2 separate regions of the Homo sapiens genome follow, and region 1 is linked to region 2. Evidence: chromatin loops called from intact Hi-C (ENCODE). Cell type or tissue: heart left ventricle. All regions are shown on one strand. Region 1 overlaps MCC (MCC regulator of Wnt signaling pathway). Region 2 overlaps MCC (MCC regulator of Wnt signaling pathway).

Region 1 (2,500 bases), 170 kb after region 2:
TCCTCATCCCCAATGTGATGGTTTCAAAAGGTGGGCCTTAGGAAGGTGCTTAGGTCATGATGGTAGAACCCTCACGAATGGGATTAGTGCCCTTACAAAAGAGACCCCAGAGAGCTCGCTTGTCCCTTCTACTATGTGAGGACACAGTGAGAAGGTGGCTGTCTATAAACCAGGAAGCAGGGCCCTACCAGATGCTGAATTTGCTCTCGCCTTGATCTTGGACTTCCCAGACTTCAGAACTGTGAGAAATGTCTATTGTTTATAAGCCACCCAGCTTATGGCATGTTGTTATAGTAGACCAAACAGACTAAGACATGTAGCATTGGACACTTCATCTGTTGATGACAGAGATATGAAAGAACCTGAAAGACCCAGCCTTACTCTGTGTAATGGTGCCCACAGCTTGATTCTAAAACAATCTTCTACATAGCCACTGGCTTGGGGGGTTCTTGTTGCCTAATGCTGACAAAGGAATCCTGCTCCATGTTAACTTTTCATGTAAGGTACTGTCAGCATATCTAAAGATCAGAAAACAGGCTCAGTGACTGCTTTTTATGTAGCTGATGTTTATATAAATAGCAGAATTTGGTAAATGTGTACTTTTGTATGTGGGAACACAATTGAAGGAGACCTTTAACTCATTATCTCAACTACTGGAGGTTATCCTAAAACTCCCCTTAATTAAAAATAAACAAATTGGCTTAGAGGTTAGTTTTTAGCACACTTGAATGAAGACATTTATTAGAAACAAACATGAAAACTCTAACATTTTTAGAAGCATGAAAAATTGGAGTAGTTATGTGTGACACATGCCTAATAGCAAACTTTTAAAACAATGCATTTTTATTAAATCAGAACCTAAATACACACACAGTAAAGTACCTCTAATTTTCAAACACATGGAATACATGGCTTCCCTGAGAGAATATCTCTAAGATGCAGTAAGATCCCAGACAATTATAGAAAGATTATGTATTTGCAGCTTAGTCAAGGGCATTTTACTAAGGTCTGGCATTTAAAAACTAATGGCTGTTTGATAACTAACATTCCACTAGTTCTCTCAATAATAACAAATTAGTAAATAAAATTATGTTGGTACATACATATATAACCAATCTTTATCAATTCATATATAGACAATACACACCTATCTAATACTCAAAGGCAAGAAAAAGCCATTCCCCTTTCTCTACACCAAGCAGTATGATACACATTTCTTGCTCACTAATCTTGAATCCCTAGATATTTGAACATGGGCATTTGTTGCTGACAGCCACCGCCAGACAAAGCTCCATGACCTGGCTCCACTCCAGGAGAGGCCACAGAGAGGGCTTCATACCATTCTTGGAAAGCATTCAACTACCACATGCAGCCTCATCTCACACCGAAAAAAAAAGATCTCACGTTGCAGACAGCTTCACTATAATGTTAACATTCTTGGTTGTTACACACACATTTGACAAAAAATGCAAGCCTCTAGATATAGCCACGTTTATTGTACAATGCCAATATTGTGTTCAAACACAAAATTCTCTATCATTTTAGGCAACACCACCTGCAGTTTTATTCTCTCACTTCCCAACCTCTTAAGCCAAAGAAATGAGAAGGTGCTCTTCCTTCTATTCACTCCCCAACACCTAAATACAACACTGGGTAAGACTCAGTTCCTGCCCACAGGGAGCTCAGAGGGAGGCATTCCTGTACTTTCTAAATTGCACAAGATGTCACTCCCCCTCTAACTATGGCTAAAAGGACGAAAAACAGACAAAAACAAAATCCACCTTGCTCCAGCTCTTTAAGCTGCCCTCCTGCCTACTAATACCTTTCATTCTCATCCAGTTCTGATGTTTCTTTACCTGTCATTTACTTTAATTACTTCAAACACATGTTCTTTCTGGTTCCAGCGTTCCTTCTTTCCCAAGTGTACTTGTTTTTTTTGTGTGCGTTTTAAAATTCTATTCTGCAAAGCTTGCTTTCCCATGAAACCCAGACTGTTTTCTACAGGATTTTGATAAGCCAAAGTGTTGCTGTCACACGCAATGCCATTGCTGCTCCTATTTGCCTCTTTCCTAGGGTCTCTGCAACTTTCTGCGAACCCTCTACACACCTCTCTAACTTTCCGCTGAAAAAGTATGCTCATAGAACTAGGAATAAACATTAAAGCAATCAGAGGCCTCGAGGAACTAAGTTTAGCAGGCTAATAAGAAATACCACAAGGGGTTAAAATATTAAGCAGAATGTGAACACTGCCCTAAGAGTTACAAGTGCCATGCAGGCTTGGAAGGGGGAGATAAAGAAATCTGTTTTTTAGATGCCATGTGAAATGCAAGGCATGGTGGTCTCACAGTGTTCATGGCTTTCAGTAAAGGCTCATAACCACCATGACCCTTCAGGCAGTTCACAGCAAGCAGTGTCCTAATAAAAATATTTAGTCATAAAAGAGAACAACGACATAACCTGAAGACTGCTTGGACCCTTAATGATGAAAGGCTGACTGGCT
Region 2 (2,500 bases):
GGGAGACCCTGTCTCAAAAAAAAAAAAAAAAAAAATTAGCCAGGTGTGGGGGCATGCACCTGTGGTCCTAGCTACTTGGGAGGCTGGGGTGGGAGGATCACTTGAGCCCAGGAGATTGAGGCTGCAGTGAGCTGTGATTGTGTCACTGCACTCCAGCCTGGGCAACAGAATGAGACCCTCTCTCAAAAAAAAAAAAAAAAAAAAAAAAATTTAAGCATTATAAAAATCCTCAAAGAGATGCATATCACTAAAAAAGAGATGACAGATTTAATCACCAAAATAACTCAACATATAGGTCAAACATCACAATGAACCTAACTAAAGAATAAATTAGTGAGCTGGAAAATTTAGCCAAAAAATCTGTCTCTCCAGAACTGCAACTATCTGATAGGGCAGCCACAACCATATGTGGCTCTTGAGAACTTGAAATGTCTGAATTTGAGATATGCTGAGGTGTAAAATACATACCAGGTTTTGAAAACTTGGTTAAAAAAAAATTTCATTAATAGTTTGAGAAAATATTGACTATATGTTAAAATAATGTAGACATATTATGTTAAATAAAATGTTATTAAAGGGAATTTCAGCTGTCTTTGTTCTTTTTAATGTGGCTACTAGAAAATTTACAAGTACATATGTGGTTCACATTACATTTCTGCTGGACAATGCTGCTGTAGCACCCGGGGAAAAAGCAGTGATGGAAAGAAGGTATGAAAAGTGGAGATACGGAAGACAGAGCTAGATGAATCAGCATCTGTTTCTCCTTGCAGGAGGAGATAAAGAACTGGGGGGCGGTGAGGGGAAAGAAACACTGAAATAATAGAGGAAAATTTCCCAGAACTAAATAAATACACAAAGCTTTTTCACACTACCAACGCTGAAGGAAAGTATTCCTGCTGAAGTTGGAAACAAGGTAAGAGTGCCTGTTTTCACCTCACTAGTTAACACTGTCCCGGAAGTTTCTAGCCAATGCAACAACATAACAGAAAAGGAAAGGAAGAGGAATTTTCCTATTCACTGATGAATCAATGACTGCCTAAGTGCTGTCTCTTAAGTGCTCTCTCTTCTCACTGTTTTGAAAGGCCTGGCACCAACAGGCCTTCTCCATTTCTGGCTTCCAAGACATGGGTAAAGTGGAACACATCAGCACCTTCTCCTTTTGGGAGCAGCAAAGAGAACTCAGAACAAAGTCTCCATGCCCAGGATAAACACCAGCTGGGGTGGGGAAAGGGTGCTTACCGACGAATGGCGTTGGTGAACTCCGCAGCCAGCTCATTCTCGCTGCACGTTGTCCTGAGTTCGGCTAGGGACAGAGCTGGGGAGGCAGCATCAGCACACTCCTGACAACAGCAAACACATTCCAGTTAGGCCTGAATCCAAGCCGGCAGCACCCTGGAAGCCTGCAGCAGAGCGCGGTAGGTGGCTCGTGCAGTGATGGCAGCAGTGTGGGCACCGGGTGGCGCCCTCAGGTCATGCCAAAGGGGAAAGCCTGGCAGCAAGCCAAAGAGGCCCCTCTGCTCCCAGACCGCTGGCTCCTTTTGCAGACTGGCCAGTGCGGTGGGGATGACACCCAGTATGCTCTGAGCAGCCGCTGATGCCAGGCACTGGTCTAAGCATGCCATATGCATTCAATCATTTAATCTCCACAAATACTCTCTGAGGCAGGAACTATCATTATCTCCATTTTACCAAGGAGGGAATGAAGGCACAGAGAAGTTATGCGGCCCAGTCACCAGCTAGGAAATGGGGGAACCAGGATTCAAACCCAAGCTGTGTGGCCACAGATCAATCTCTTGACCGCTAGGTAAAGCCTCTTGTAATCATACAAGACAAGTGAGAAATACCTGTGAATATCCTTGGTGCCCCATCCCACGTCTCCTTGGGAGAAAAGCAAACTCCTTTAGATTTAGGAGCCTTGCTGGGTTCAGTGTAATCATCAAGAAAACCCAGCAGAGGAGGAGGAAAACAGAAGTGCAGCCCACCCCATGGCTTAGCATTAGACAGGGACCTTGACATCATCTAAAGCAAATCATCCCACCCTGCAGATGAGGAAACTTAAGAGCCAGTGCTCCAAATCCTATAGTTAAGACTATTCAAAGCAGTGACCATGCCTGAGTGCTCTACATTCCATGCACAGAGAGGACAGCAGCCACACTACATAGTACCATGGCTGGGGGAAGGCATTCATCGGATGATCTCTCAACGGACATGAGTGCTACCAAGCTGCAGACCTGAGAATAAAAAGCTTGTGATCTGTTGCAGGAGATGGAATGTAAACAGATATTTTTTTGTTTGTTTTTTGAGATGGAGTTTTGCTCTCGTTGCCCAGGCTGGAGTGCAATGGCGTGATCTTGGCTCACTACAACTTCTGCCTCCTGGGTTCAAGCGATTCTCCCACCTCAGCCTCCCGAGTAGCTGGGATTACAGGCATGTGCCACCACGTCTGGCTAATTTTGTATTTTTAGTAGAGACGGGGTTTCTCCATGTTGGTCAGGCTGGT

What was found. Hi-C counts contacts between places; a loop is a spot of excess contacts. Peaks named below come from ENCODE experiments on the same cell type or tissue, not always from the same donor. Only the 100,000 strongest peaks of a DNase experiment are listed, where the experiment ranks them.
Region 1: a loop joins it to region 2, with 2.2 times the contacts of the local background. A loop is called at or near these places in 5 of 110 quality-filtered maps.

Annotation. Positions count from the first base shown.
Region 1 is chr5:113,211,088-113,213,587 of GRCh38, forward strand. The region is part of intron 3 of MCC (MCC regulator of Wnt signaling pathway); the gene reads right to left. Among named protein-coding and RNA genes, the nearest start is that of TSSK1B, 220 kb to the right of the region's middle. In heart left ventricle, no CTCF peak of the experiment used is centred here; a DNase peak (open chromatin) is centred at 1,302; H3K27ac peaks cover 935 bases.
Region 2 is chr5:113,042,291-113,044,790 of GRCh38, forward strand. MCC (MCC regulator of Wnt signaling pathway) reads right to left here. Exons shown (of 19, transcript NM_001085377.2): 17 at 1,240-1,340. Among named protein-coding and RNA genes, the nearest start is that of DCP2, 67 kb to the left of the region's middle. RefSeq lists an enhancer at 1,416-1,954. In heart left ventricle, a CTCF peak has its summit at 1,446 (motif pointing right); a DNase peak (open chromatin) is centred at 1,431; H3K27ac peaks cover 270 bases.